Linked DNA regions of Homo sapiens: region 2 is linked to region 1. Evidence: chromatin loops called from intact Hi-C (ENCODE). Cell type or tissue: PC-3. All regions are shown on one strand. Links, peaks and the distances in the headings refer to the core of each region. The heading gives the core; the rest is flanking DNA.

Region 1 (7,844 bases), core at 3,334-5,833:
TCCTTTATATTTTGCTATATACATTTAAACTGTTGTTTCTAATACTTACTAAAGTGATTTTAATATTTTAAGTACAATGCTATGTCATTAAACTTTAGAAAAAATACAAATTGAATGGCTAAGTGAATTGAGCTTTCTAAGTTAAACATACCTACAGGTAACTTTTGGTTTTTATTTATTTTATTTCCTTATTTTTGAGCCAGGTGTCTCTCTGTCACCCAGGCTGGAGTGCAGTGATGCGATCTCTGCTCACTGCAGCCTTGATTTCCCAAGCTCAATCAGTCCTCCCACTTCAGCCTCCCAAGTAGTTGGGACTACAGGTGCAAGCCACCATGCTTGGCTAATTTTTGTTTTGTTTGTTGGTTTGTTTGTTAGTTTTTGCATTTCTTTATGGAACGGGGTTTCACCACGTTGCCCAGGCTTGTTTTTGTTTTTTTTTTTAAATGAAGAGGTTACAGAGGAGGCAGCAACAGTCAGTACGCAGCTCCACAAATTAACTGCGCACCACGTCCTCAGGAAACAACAGAAAGGTTCACAAATCCCATCTTAATGGAAAGAACCAACAGACTCTTTGGGCTAAAAAATAAAATATGACAGAGTGAATCAGACAAAGTGAACATGAATTGCAGGGTAAGTGTTGGCCTGGCAAGGATCACATGGGTTTGGTTTCTAAGGCCCACAGGCCTCAGGGCTGCTGGCTGTCTATGTTGCTGCTGCTGCTGCTGGTGGAGATGAGGCTTGGGAATGAAGGCTTTTCCTGAAACGTGCTCTTTGGTCTAGGACTGACAGTCCTCATGAACAAAAAGAGGTGAGGGAATCAACTTAATTCTGTGCAGTACACGAATAACAGCATTCTCCTTTGGGAAACTCAATGGAGCTAAAATGTGTTCAAGGCCTGTGCAGAACCTAGGACGGTGCCTTTAGCACTTAGCGAAGTGCCTGGTGATAATTCCAGAAATAATTGCACAAGGAAGGGGAGTGGAGGGGAGGCAGGGGAGGGAAGGAGAGAAGAACAGAAAGTACATGATGCAAGAAGCCAAGCCCAAATGCTCAGTGCTCTGTCACCTGGATCCCTAGGTGAGGCCACTAACAGTGGCAACCCACCTCGACCTTTCCTCCCCAGAAAAACTCGAAGTTTCTTTAGTTCCTTCACTACCATCTAAATTCAGATTTTCTCAAGTCCCAGGATTTTCCCAACTTCTTCTCTACCATCAAAAGGCGCTTGTTTTGTCTCTTATTAACTAGGGGTCACTGATAGGTGACTTACCCATTTGATAACGAGATGAGGTGTTCATGGCTCATAATAGTGGAATGTGTCACCTCATCAGATACATTTACATTTTAATTGATACCTTGAATGCCTTAATCTGAAAGGACTGGCTAATGTGAGAATCTCAGGTACTACAGGAGCCCTGGTGGGAACACTGGGCTGGGTAATGGGCTTCTATTGCCATTTCATCAGCAGCAGCAATGGTGGTTGCCATCTACTCAGGTGAGAAGCAGATCTCCAAGGCTTTAGGAGGAGATAGTTGTGTACTCTTTTGAAGACGCTCTAGAAACAGAAATCTCAGAAACCTGTGGTGGCTCATTTCTGGGTTTGATTTTCCAAGATCAAGAGATCCAACTGGTTAATTAAAAAGTCTTCTTTAAAATTTTAACTAATTTCTTCTGTTATATCTCAGTGAAGCTGGAGAGAAACTAAGCAATAACTCTTCTCATGAAGCATTCTTTTATACACTTTAAGGCCATAATTAATTATTGCCCTCTCTAGGCAATATAACCTCAATTTCTCTAGACTTCTCTTAATAAGAATCCCTTTTGCACTACCATAATTTTTCTGGATTTGCTTTAATTTTTCATAAAATTTCTAAAATGCAAGGACTATGCCTACTTTGTTGTTACTGCTGTTGTTGTTTCATTTGGAAAGTTATCAGCCTGTGCATCTCATCCCACGGTCAACAAGAGTTTCTGTTTCCTTGAAGGTACTATCAGACATGCCCCACAAAATGTTAAACTTTTTCTTTTTTTTTTTCGAGACAAGGCATTGTTTTATCACCCAGGCCTGGAGTGCAGTGGTACAGTCTTGGCTCACTGCAGCCTCAACCTCCTGGGCTCAAGCGATCTTCCTGCCTCAGTCTCCCAAGTAGCTGGAACTACACATGCCACCATGCCTGACTAATTAAACTTTTTTTTTTTTGAGAAGGAGTTTTGCTCTTGTTGCCCAGGCGGAAGTGCAATGGCTCGATCTCAGCTCACTGCAACCTCTGCCTCCCAGGTTCAAGCGATTCTCCTGCCTCAGCCTCCTGAGTAGCTAGGATTACAGGTGCCTGCCACCACACCCAGTTGATTTTGTATTTTTAGTAGAGCCAGGGTTTCTCCATGTTGGTCAGGCTGGTCTCGAACTCCCGCCCTCAGGTGATCTGCCTGCCTTGGCCTCCCAAAGTGCTGCGATTACAGGTGTGAGCCACCGTGCCCGGCAATAATTAAACTTTTAAATAAAATAAAATTGAATATCATTCTCTTTTTTGAGCTTCCCTGAAACTTGCCAAGGTCCTCTAGTATAAAGGTGCAAACTTGGAAGTAGATATCATGTTTATTTTTATATTCACAGCACTTAGCACAACATCTTGCCTATAATAGGTGTTCATAAAAATGCTTGTTGACTAATGGGTGGTGAAGAATGGCCATTTCGGCCCAAACCATCTTTGTCACTTGTTATATTTCCCATAACTCCCAACATTCATATTAATAAACAGACAAAATGTGTGCTCCAAACTAGTGCGATTTATTCCCACTGTTTACTCAGAGCTTAATCTCTTGTCACATTTTTGAGTTGGCATTTTAAGCACAAGGATTACATGTTAAGGATGGTTTTCTTGCATGAAAGCCAGTGCTGTTTGGGAAGGTCAGTTGTGAGGAAATTTGAGACTGTGACCGTATTTGAGCAAAGGTTTTTAAAAATCACATTATCAAAGGGTGACTGTCATCCCCTGAGATAAGAAGCAGCTATCTAAGTCTTTGCAAGTGGATAGTTGAATATTCTTTTGAAAGTTTTCTAGAGATACAGAAACAACAGAAACTGCTTTGGGGATGAAAAAAATTAGCACAAATATTAACAGAAATGCTGTAAAAATGAGTGCTGTAAGGATCACGATTTTAGATTTGTGACCTCCTTACTGAGGTCCTTTTCCCCTTTGGGGGTAGGGGTGGCTGAATGGTCAAATGCATATACTTAACCTACAGACTCCGCTTCTGAGGATGGCAGTTTGCAGGTTTCCTGCCATCTACCAGTGTATTCAAACCTCAAACCATCCACTTTCCCCTTTAAAACTTCATTGTGGGTATTCTAAAAATAAGATATATTCTCTTATATAACCATAGCACAGTTATCAACTTCAGGAAATTTAATTTAATTTTTTTTTTTTTTTTGAGACAGAGTTTCACTCTTGGTTGCCCAGGCTGGAGTTTAATGGCATGATCTCGGCTCACTGCAACCTCCACCTCCCAGGTTTAGGCAATTCTCCTGCCTCAGCCTCCCGAGTAGCTGTTATTACAGGCACCCGCTACCACACTTGGCTAATTTTTGTATTTTTAGTAGAGATGGGGTTTCACCATGTTGACCAGGCTGGTCTTGAACTCCTGACCTCAGGTGATCTGCCTGCCTCAGCTTCCCAAAGAGCTGGGATTACAGGTGTGAGCCACCGTGCCCAGCCAGGAAATTTAATATTAATTTCATTATGTTATCTAATCTATAATTCATGTTCGAATATTATCCACTGTCCCCATAATGCCCATCAGAGCATTGTTTTTCCTTCCCTCCAGAATCCAGTCGAGAGCCACAGTTTGCATCTAGTTGTCATTTAATCTCCTCTACTCTCAAATGGTTTCCCAGCCTCTCTTTATCTTTTATGACATTGATAATTTACAAATTATCAATTTGTAAAATTGATTGAAAGTTCCTCAGTTTGGGTTTGTCTGGTGTTTCCTCATGATTACATCTAGGTAGATTTTGAGGGCTTTTCCGTGAAAAGCCAAAAATCACAGATTCTTCCAATGTTTTCCCATTTCATTCAGAATGAAATGGGCACACTTTACCAAGCCCTGCAAGTCCCCGTGAGGCCTGTCTTTTTAGCCTCCTCCCGACCGGACTCTGGCTCACTCAGCCTCTGGGTCTTTGCACCTGCTGTTCCTCTTCCTGGCATGCTCTTCGTTCAGGGTCTTCGCCTGTCTCACTCCCTTCTTCATTCAGATACATTTCACCACACACTGCATGATCAACTCAGATTCCCATCCCCAGCATTCTTTCAATGTTCAGAGCCCTCCCTTCCTGCCAGACTTCTGACAGCCTGCCTCTTCCTGTCCCTCCCCTAAGAGTGGACGTGTGCGTAACACGGACTAATACTTGCTCTTTGGAACTAGCCTGGTGTCCCTTCAGTGCCATGTCAGGGATGGAGTTTGTAGGTAAAGCACTATTAATTTACAAGACAGTGACATCTAGTGGACCAGCTGGGACCAGCTTTGAGCTAAAGGCTCTTGATACCCCTAACGATCCAAAGACAAAATAAAAAAAACAAAAAAACAACAAAAAGCACCACCTTGATTTCTGGATAGAGTCTAAGGTGAGATCTGGAGAATCTAGTGAGGTTCCTGTGGAGATGTGACGTGGCCATTGATGGGTTAAAGATATCTGAAGATTCAGGTTTCTGTTATGTGTGTGTGATGGTGAGGGGAGTAGAGGGCAGGCCTAATAGGAGAAAAATAAGACACACTGGTGTGTGAGACCACTAAGGCTAGTATAAATTCATTTTTCAAGAGATCAATTTCTCATTCAAAAGGTTATGAACATGAAATTAGTTGTATGCTCTCGCCAAGTGATGGTGATGATTCAAAATTGAAGAATTCATTAAGTGTACTCAGCTAGGGAAAAATTAGTAAAATTTCCTATTTATTTATACTTTGCAATATAAATACAGGCTGGGCATAGTGCCTCATGCCCATAGTCCCAGCTACTCAAGAGGCTGAGATGGGAGGATCGCTTGAGCCCAGGAAGTTGAGGCTGCAGTGAGCCATGATCACACCACTGTGCTCCAGCCTGGGTGACAGAGTGAGACCCTTTCTTTACATAAAAAAATTAAATATAAATATAAATACAGTTGACCCTTGAACAGAGTGGGGTGTTAGGGATGCCAACCCCCCATGCAGTCAAAAATTCAGGTATAGATTTTGGTTCACCAAAAACTTAACTAGTAATAGCCTACTTTTGACGGGAAGCCTTACTGATAATATAACGGTCAATTAACACATATTTTTATGTGTATTATATACTAGATTATTACAATAAAGTAAGCTAGAGAAAAAATGTTAAGAAAATTGAGGAGCAAGAAGAGGAGGCGTTGGTCTCAGGGGTGGCAGAGGTGGGGGAAAAATCTGTGTGTAAGTGGATCCTTGCAGCTCAAACCTGTTATTATTCAAGGGTCAATGGTAAACCAAATGCTTGAATATTGAGACATTACCTAAAAAGCGAGCTTTATTTTTTTTTATTTTTTGAGATGGAGTCTCACCCTCTCACCCAGGCTGGAGTGCAGTGGCACGATCTTGGCTCACTGCAACCTTCGCCGCCCCAGTTCAAGCAACTCTCCTGTCTCAGCCTCCCAAGTAGCTGGGATTACAGGCGACCACCACAACACCTGGCTAATTTTTGTATTTTTAGTAGAGATGGGGTTTCACCATATGGGCCAGGCTAGTTTTGAACTCCTGACCTCAAGTGATCCACCTGCCTTGGCCTCCCAAAGTATTGGGATTACAGATGTGAACCACTGCACCCAGCCAAAAAAGCAAGCTTTAAAATGCAATATAAAGAAATATTTTAATTACAATTACAAATTCAATCAATTTGCATTTCAATGAGTAATGTGCAAGAGTGCAGTTTTCTCATATACCAACAAACTATATTATCAGTCTTTTTTTTTTTTTTTTTTTTTTTTTTGAGGCAGAGTTTCACTCTTGTCGCCCAGGCTGGAGTGCAATGGTGCGATCTCAGCTCACTGCAACCTTCGCCTCCTGGGTTCAAGTGATTCTCCTGCCTCAGCCTCCTGAGTAGCTGGGATTACAGGTGTGCATTACCGTGCCTGGCTAATTTTGTATTTTTAGTAGAGAAGGGGTTCCACCATGTTGTCCAGGCTAGTCTTAAACTCCTGACCTCAAGAGATCCACCCTTCTCAGCATCCCAAAGTGCTGGGATTACAGGTGTGAGCCACCACACCCTGCCGGTCTTTTTGTTACTGATAATTTGATGGATAAAACAAGGCAAAACATAATTTATTTTATTTTTATTTTGCATTCTCTTATTATGGGTGATATTGAGTAATTTTTCATCTGATTTGTTCTCTGTGAATTGTCTCCTTATACTTTACCCAATTTTCTATGATGTTGTTTTTTTCTAATTGGTTGGTAGGAGCTCTTTATATATTAGGTTAGTTTACATTTTGTCTGAGATAAGAGTTACAAATATTGTTTTCCAGTGTATCGTTTGTCTTTCAACTTTGCTGCTTATGATGGTTTTTGCCATGCAAAATGTTCTTTTAATGTTCTTTTTTTTTTTGAGATGGAGTCTCACTCTGTCGCCAGGCTGAAGTGCAGTGGTGAGATCTCGGCTCACTGCATCCTCTGCCTCCCCGTTCAAGCCATTCTCCTGCCTCAGTCTCCCAAGTAGCAGGGACTACAGGCGTGAACCACTACGCCCAGATAATTTTTTTTGTATTTTTCGTAGAGACAGGGTTTCAGCATGTTGGCCAGGATGTTCTTGATCTCTTGACCTCATGATCCACCAGCCTCAGCCTCCCAAAGTGCTGGGATTACAGGCGTGAGCCACCGCACCTGGCCACAAAATGTTGTTATAGTTTAGGTTTTCCTGTTATGCTTAGAAAGGACTTTCCTTTTCTGAGGTTGTAAAACAAAACTATTGTGTAGTTTATTGGAGTACTTTCTTGGATAAGCTTTTCAACTTAAATATTTGATCAGTCTGGAATTTGTAGTGTTGTCACTTTATTTCTCATGTGCTGAATTGTTCTGACATCATTCATTCAATAATGTACCTTTTCCCCATTTAAAATGCCGCTTTTACTAAACTCTAAATTCTTTTGTCTTTTGGGTGGCAGTATAGGTTTGTTTTCCATCCCTGTTGATTTACAGAGATGAGAAGATTTTTTTTGTAAGGTAGACTTTTAATAACTGCTTTTATTACCAGGTTAAGTCATGCAGTTACAAAGTAGTTAGAATTCTGAAAGGGCATTACAGGTTTTTTTTAAGCTCATTTTTGCATATATTATTATTTAGCATTTGACTGGGACACTACTGTTCAAAAGGACCTGGCCAAATAATTCCCAAACAAAACATTCAACCCAAGGTTGTTTTCAACCCACTGTTTGTGCACCTGGGTGCAGAATGCAAAGCCTCTAAAAGAAGAGGACACAAAGTCAGGCTGAGTAGAGGCCATTAGCAAGGGATGTTCAGGGCCAGCCAATCTCCAAACAGGGAACCCACTTTTTTTTTTTTTTTCTGGAACATTCTATTTGAATTATTGTTCAATTAGTCAACCATAGACCTTCAAAAGAGAACAATTTGTTAACATGATAAGGAGGTTACTGCATTCTTTGGACTATGTGTCATAATTATAGTCAGCAAACTCCGACCGTCTTCACAGAAATAGCCCTCCAGCATTTTTGTAGGTATGAAGATAATTTAATTCTCCATAGGGCTTCTTATTTTTGCTGGATAACAATACATGGCTGATAAGCTCTAAATGGTACTGTTTTATGATATAAAAATACTAGCTTTTTAAATTT
Region 2 (7,844 bases), core at 2,247-4,746, 65 kb after region 1:
ACATTAGTGATATGATGCAGGATAACAGCATTGTGTGATATAGGAAGATATATGGCCAGAAGGGACAGATTTTTCTAACTCTTCTTACAATCTGAGATTTGGCTAATTAAGCCCATCTCAGTTGCAAATGAGCCAAAGGAGAAGATCTTTCCCAGAATATGGCTTGATTAGAAAAGTCTGCCCCAGTGTATTTCAGCTGCAGGCCAACCAGCAATGTCCTGAATCACCAAAGAGAGCGTCAATCATGGGCTTCCTCCTATTGCTCTCCTTGATAAGTAGTTATTGCCCACAGCAGCTTTCAGAAAGCAGTTATGGATACCCCAAAGCTCATTTATTGACTGTCACGTAATAAGTCAGTTACACACAGACACTGTCTATTGCTGAATTGTACATGCTTTATTCAACCAACTGTGCTTATGGAATACCCCTGGTAGTATGAAAAAAATGTGTAGCATGTAAAATAAGCTCACTGGTGAGACAGATTTATAAAACACTCAGAACAAATTCATCAAAGAAGACACTTAAAAAGGTTAGGATTAATCTTAAGATATTTTTTAAAAATTTTTAAATATATTTTTTCTTCATTCAGGACTGTTGTTTTGTTTTGTTTTGTTTTGTTTTGTTTGAGACGGAATCTCACTTTGTTGCCCAGGCTGGAGTGCAGTGGTGCGATCTCGGCTCATTGCAACTTCTGCCACCTGGGATTCAAACGATTCTCCTGCCTCAGCCTCCTGAGTAGCTGGGATTACAGGCACCCCGCCACCACACCCGGCTAATTTTTATATTTTTAATAGAGACAGGTTTTCATCATGTTGGCCAGACTGGTCTTGAACTCCTGACCTCAGGTGATCCGCCTGCCTCGGCTTCCCAAAGTGCTGGGATTACAGGCATGTACCACTGCACCTGGCAACATTTTAAATTGTTAATATGCCTCTCCGTAGAATTGTTAATTGCTACCATGTAAACGTTATTGAATTAATTGCCCCATTCTTAAAGTAGGCACATCATTTTCTAAGATAAAAATCTGAAACAAAAATAACCAAGTGACTTTCTATGATCCTAAAGGGTTGGATAAAATTAGGATGCTTGTTTATAATTTCTGTTGTCACTAAGTGCACACTCACGGAAACATATACACTGTGTGTTTGCTGAGCACATTTTTATATGCCCAGTGCTCTGTCCTATAGGACTTTCATGTATTATCTAACTTGCAGTAGCTTTATGTTGTGGGAATTATTGTCATTCCCATTTTAAAGATGAGGAAATTGAGGACTAGACGGGTTAATTTATCTATGGCCCAAGCTAGTAAGTGGTACAACATGGATATGAACCTACGGGGGCAGTGCCAGAACCTGAGTTCTTCCTAGGTCGTTTATTCTCATTTCTCTAAAAATAATCCTTAATCTGTCTCTTCTGTCCTTGTTGAAGACATTCTGTGGCTGTGGCTGCAGCCAATGCGCATTCCAGAATTTATCACTGATTCAGGGTGAGCTTAGTTGTGTGAACAGTAAATTTATGGATCCAGGATGCTGGAAGCAGCACCACCTTGGATCAGAACAATTCATCCCTGTCATTGCCTTTGTTATAGGTTTCCCATGATGTCACTGCTGAAGGCAGGGTATAGACTGAAAGGGTTGGCATCCCCTGAAGCAAAGGCTCAGACAGGTTTGTGCAATGGGGCCATTGCTCCCTAGCCCATCCTCAGAAGGCCAAGACTCCTCTAAATTGAATGCAGGTTGGGGGTGTCAGGGGTGCCAAGTAACTCCCTCGAATTCCTCCCAGCTCACATGAGCTGTTATTCTTCCTGTGGAAAGTAACCACTGCAAGCATTCAGTATGAGAATGAGGATTCTGTGAGATTATAAATAACATCCCCGTTCCTCCACTCCCCATGAGCATATTCCAGGAAAACATTTTGGGAGCCTAGAGGAAGATGAGTAACTAGAAGCAACTTTGGCCAGCTGTGACTATGGCCAAAGCATGCATTTTGAGGTTAGAGTGCTGTGGTTTAACTCTGCCACAGTGAGCTGCTGTGAGGACCACTGTTCCTCTCTGATTTGTTTCTGAAATTTATCATTTGCATACAGAAACACTCTCCGCAAAAAGCAAAAATAAAATCAAATAAAGAAATAGCCGACTCTCTTGATTGAATTATATGAGGTATTAGGGAGCTGCCGGGATAGCCCTCCTGATGGGAATGAGAGGGATGGGGAAGAAGGGCTTACTAACATCATCACCATTGCTCACATTGTTTGTCAAGGCTTTCTCGTGATGTTTTATCGGGGACAGGGGATGACATTCAGGCTCAAGGACTTGTTGGCCATGAAGAATGGGGGAGGGCGCTGTTCCTTTCCTATACTCACAAGAGGTTTCTGCTACTTTGATCCTTAAAAGTGAGGCCATAGCCCCCCACAAAGCAGTGCTGCCTGCAAAGAGGCATGTTCAGTGCTGAGCGCACAGACATCTCCTTCCCACCCAGTCCTGGGCTCTCTGCTCCCCATCGCCTCTGGCAGACCTCACTCTGATTACAGTAACTTCCCAGCGGGGACCAGGCCACCTCCAACAATCACAGCACCTCATTAAACCATCGCTTCTAACCTCCTCTCCCACTCCGCCTTCTGGCAGGACTGTGCCAATAGGGAAAGCCTCTGATGGATTTTTAATTCTATTTCCTTTCCCTCCCTTAGACTGGGAAGGTCTAGTGAGGTAACTGAGCAGTGAAGAGTTTCAGGGAGAGCTGGAATCTAAGGGTCTAGAAACCCACAAGCTGTTCATGATGTGAATAATCAACTATTGACTGAGCCATGAGCACTGACCCAGATTCATGGAGAGGGGACAGAATCCCAAGCCTGGGTATGTCTGTGAGGGTGTTTCCTGCGGAGAGTCTCATCCTAGCGCTGGCTGCAGTCTGGACCATTAGCCCTTATCTTCAGATGCTTCTGCTTAGCACTCTGCCCACCCAGTGAGCCAGCTCTCACAGCTCCTGCCTGGCTGGGGTCAGTATTCTGCCTAGCTTGCTACCTCTTTCTATCTCTGTGGTTTTGTTAAGTCTTTTATCTTAGGGCATCTACACACCCAGACAGCCTCCTGCTATTTGCATTTTTTTCTCAGGAAAGCCAGCTATAGCTTCTGAAGATTTCAGAAGCTGGGTCAATAGAAGAGAACCAGAAAATCAAAAACAGAAGGCAAAGCAAGGCAGCTGACCTATGCTACAGCCTCCAGCACAGCTGAGGGGAATTGGGTGTGGCAGTGACCCACTGATCTGGAATGTTGGGTACCAACCCTCAGTTTTCATACCCAGAGCAGCTGGTCTTCCTTACTACAACAACGACGATGATGATAGTGATGACTAAGACGATGAATATGATAAGACTTTGCAAATAGCTTCATAAATGACATGTGAAATGAATGTAATCTAATCCTTTCCTTCAACCAGGGTGGAATCATTTAACAAGTAGGAGATGTACATCTGTGATGGCTAACTTTATTTTTATTTTTTGAGTCTCACTCTGTTGCCCAGGTTGGAGTGCAGTGGTGTGATCTTGGCTCACTGCAACCTCTGCCTCCCAGGTTCAAGCGATCCTCCCACTTCAGCCTCCCTAGTAGCTAGGTCTACAGCATGCACCACCATGCCTGGCTAATTTTTGTATATTTTGTGGAGATGGGCGTCTCCCTATGTTGCCCAGGCTGGTCTCAAACTCCTGGGCTCAAGTAATCCTCCCGCCTTGGCCTCCCAAAGGGCTGGGATTACAGGTGTGAGCCACTGTGCCTGGCCTGTGATGGTTGCCCTCAGGGGTCTCCTTGAATGGATTAAGGAATGCCTAAAAACCTGGCAACGCATTATTTCTGGGTATGTCTGTGAGGATGTTTCCTGCGGAGATTAGCACATGAGTCTGAGTGGATTCAGTGGGAAAGATCTGCCCTCAATGTGAATGGGTGTCATCCTCTCTGCCAGGGGACCCAGAAAGAACCAAAACAAAGGAAAGGCGAATGTGTCTGTCTCCTGGAGCTGGGAGACACTCTTCCTCTCCTGTCCTTGGACATCAGAACTCCAGCTGCTCCAGCCTTTCAACTCTAGAACCTACACCAGTGGCCTCCTGCATTCTCAGGCCTTTGGCCTTGGACTGAGAATTACACTATTGGTTTCCCTGCTTCTGAGGCTTTCCAAGTTAGACTGAGCCATGCTACTGACATCTCAGGATCTCCAGATTGTAGACAGCCTGTCGTGGGATATCTCAGCCTCTATAATCACATGAGCCAGTTCCCCTAGTAAATCCCCTCTCATATATCTGTATGCTGTATATATCCTATTGGTTCTGTCTCTCTGGAGAACCCGAATACAACATCCTACAAGAATGCCATAATGCACTAAATAGATCCCTTTTATTCATTATTCAACAATCATTTGTTGGGAATGTATTATATACAAGGCTTAAATGAAATATTCAAAGATATATAATGGGCCAGGCGCAGTGGCTCACGCCTGTAATCCCAGCATTTTGGGAGGCCGAGGCGGGTGGATCACTGGAGGTCAGGAGTTCGAGACCAGCCTGACCAACACGGTGAAACCCCGTCTCTACTAAAAAATACAAAAATTAGCTGGGTGTGATGGCGGGCGCCTGTAACCCCAGCTACTCCGGAGGCTGAGGCAGGAGAATCACTTGAATCTGGGAGGCACAGGTTGCAGTGAGCTGAGATCGTGCCATTGCACTGCAGCCTGGGAGACAGAGGGAGACTCTGTCTCAAAAAACAAACAAACAAACAAACATAAAGATATAAAAGGTTCCTTGCTTTTAAGTCTTTTTTTTTTTTTTTGAGACGAAATCTTGCTCTGTCACCCAGTTTGGAGTGCAATGACATGATCTTGGCTCACTGCAACCTACGACTTCCAGGTTCAAGTGATTCTTCTGTCTCAGCCTCCCAAGTAGCTGGGATTACAGGTGTGTACTACCACACCTGGCTAATTTTTTGTAATTTTAGTAGAGATGGGGTTTCACCATGTTGGACAGGCTGGTCTCGAACTCCTGACCTCAAGTGATCCACCTGCCTTGGCCTCCCAAAGTGCTGGAATTACAGGCATGAGCCACTGTGCCCAGCTCGCTTTTAAGTCTTAAACTTGGGCTTCAGGCTCTAGGCAAATCCTGAGTGGTCCTGAAATTTTTCTTGTAAATAATGTCCTCCTTTTGTTTGCATGCACATCCCTAACCCCCGCGCGCACCTGAAGTTGTTTTCTGGCTCTAGTAACGGCTGCAATCATTCATTTCCACCTGCTCACCAAGATCCCCCCTCAGATCTATGCATTTGCAAGATGGTAGCCTGGAATTCTGCACACAGCCTGTGGCCATGGAGCTCACCAGGCTGCCTGGCTCCTACCAGACTGCTCTTAGAATACCAGGGCCATAAATCACCCAACTTGGCTAACTAACTGTGAGTGGCAAGAAATCACTGAAGGACATCGTATGGAATGAACCTCTGATTCATTTCCTCTTTCCTTAAGGGAACCCTATGACTCTTTTGCAGGCAAAGCACAGGCTGCCCTGCTGGCTAACTGAGGTCACTAAGAATCTTTAAGGGTTTTAGGGAGACAGAACCTATCAGTGAAATGGTGGTGAGAGACTCAAAGGAGGTTTCTGTAGGGAAAGTAGCCTAGACAGTGACTCTCTGTGCTAAATAGACTTTAGATTTGTAAAAAGAGAGCCAGCCAGATGGGGTAGTGGCTGAGCACGTGCTCATCCAGGTCAGAGAGCCTGTTTCTGATTCCAGGCCCCACCACCTACTGGCCGTGGGGCTTCGGGCAAATGATGTTCCTTCCCATGCCTCAGTTTTCTCACCTAGAAAATGGGGATAGGCTTATTGTAAGGACTGGATGATGTAACACCAGCGAATCACCGAGAACAGTGCTTGGGATGGAGTGACCAGTCCATAAAGGATTGCCAGAATTGCTACTGAGGCATGATGGTGCACAAGCTCAACCTTGATAGTGATACCAGGAGGCTCGTGTTCTCCCCAGGAGCACATCAACGTCATAAGGCCGTGAAGAATGTGCAGACCATCCTCAGTCCAGCAGCAGCACACCAGCCTGGCAATAGATAGTGCTATCACAAACAGCATAATAGCCTTTTCAGGGACATCCAGACAGCTGCAGGGAAAAGGCCCTTCTCATGAGAAAAAATAAGGTGATAAGTGCTTGGGGAAAAGATTTTCAAATGTGTTTTGGTCTCAGTTTAATCTCGGGGAAAACAAATTTGTTTCTTTACATGGAGATTTCTTATACCAAAGTTCCCCTTACAGGATTGACAGCATTTTGAAAGCTTATGCTAAGTCTTGCTGTTTTCCTTAAATCCCCTAAACTGCTACTCTAAGTTTTCTTAATCTTGACCTTGGATTTCAGGGAATTCAGGCTAAAAGAAAAATAAAGCCGGCCTCAAAATAGTTACTGTGGGCTACAAGTTTCATAACATTGGGGAAGCATCCTATCAATGAGCTGGAGCAACTTTCACACTTTTCACAACTGTCTGGATTCGCAGAGAGGTGGTCCAGTGCTGCCGGATGGGTGGGGTTTCCATGGCAACGACACAGCTCGGCTCACTCTGATTTATTATTTGCTCACAGTATTGAGAACAACAGTTTGACCTTAAGACAAAGAAAATAGTTTTTCTAAGGATTGTTTAGTTTAGGTAGTTTAAACCACTTGCCTTCTGACCCTTTTCTTTGAGACTTGATTGAATGTTGATAGTGTTTTTGCATGAAGTGAGAAATAAATAAATACAGAGCCACGGAGCTGTCACCAATGGTACAGCAGCTCCTCAGAGTCATGGGGGTTTGGGGCTTTGAGGTCAAATGCAGGAATCTCCCATTACAGTAGTCTTTTTCAGGATGTTGGGCTTTAGTGCATGCAGGGGAGGGGAAGGAACATGGTATGCCTGGATTCTTGCGGTGGTGATTTTGAGAGATGACAGCGTGCTGGCAGTCCTCAGAGCCCTCGCTTGCTCTTGGCACCTCCTCTGCCTGGGCTCCCACTTTGGCGGCATTTGAGGAACCCTTCAGCCCACCACTGCACTGTGGGAGCCCCTTTCTGGGCTGGCCAAGGCTGGAGCCCACTCCCTCAGCTTGCAGGGAGGTGTGGAGGGAGAGGCGCGAGCGGGAACCAGGGCTGCGTGCAGCGCTTGTGGGCCAGCTGGAGTTCCGGGTGGGCATGGGCTTGGCGGGCCTGCACTCGGAGCAGCCGGCCGGCCCTGCCGGCCCCGGGCAGTGAGGGACTTGGCACCCGGGCCAGCGGCTGTGGAGGGTGTACTGGGTCCCCCAGCAGTGCCGGCCCACCGGCGCTGTGATCGATTTCTCGCCGGACCTTAGCTGCTTTCCCGCGGGGCAGGGCTCGGGACCTGCAGCCCGCCATGCCTGAGCCTCCTACCCACTCCATGGGCTCCTGTGCTGCCCCAGCCTCCCTGACGAGCACCACCCCCTGCTCCACGGCGCCCAGTCCCATCGACCACCCAAGGGCTGAGGAGTGCAAGCGCACGGCACGGGACTGGCAGGCAGCTCCACCTGCAGCCCCGGTGCGGGATCCACTAGGTGAAGCCAGCTGGGCTCCTGAGTCTGGTGGGGACGTGGAGAGTCTTTATGTCTAGCTCAGGGATTGTAAACACACCAATCAGCACCCTGTGTTTAGCTCAAGGTTCGTGAGTGCACCAATTGACACTCTGTATCTAGCTGCTCTGGTGGGGCCTCAGAGAACCTTTATGTCTAGCTCAGGGATTGTAAATCCACCAATCGGCACTCTGTATCTAGCTCAAGGCTTGTAAACACGCCAATCAGCACCCTATGTTTAGCTCAAGGTTTGTGAGT

Evidence for each region. Hi-C counts contacts between places; a loop is a spot of excess contacts. Peaks named below come from ENCODE experiments on the same cell type or tissue, not always from the same donor. Only the 100,000 strongest peaks of a DNase experiment are listed, where the experiment ranks them.
Region 2: a loop joins it to region 1, with 2.9 times the contacts of the local background. A loop is called at or near these places in 9 of 110 quality-filtered maps.

Annotation. Positions count from the first base shown.
Region 1 is chr18:59,779,911-59,787,754 of GRCh38, reverse strand. It overlaps the pseudogene GLUD1P4. Among named protein-coding and RNA genes, the nearest start is that of CCBE1, 86 kb to the right of the region's middle. RefSeq lists an enhancer at 4,544-4,603. In PC-3, for the core only: a CTCF peak has its summit at 4,505 (motif pointing left); a DNase peak (open chromatin) is centred at 4,434.
Region 2 is chr18:59,713,758-59,721,601 of GRCh38, reverse strand. No RefSeq gene overlaps it. Among named protein-coding and RNA genes, the nearest start is that of CCBE1, 20 kb to the right of the region's middle. In PC-3, for the core only: no CTCF peak of the experiment used is centred there; a DNase peak (open chromatin) is centred at 3,291; H3K27ac peaks cover 1,772 bases.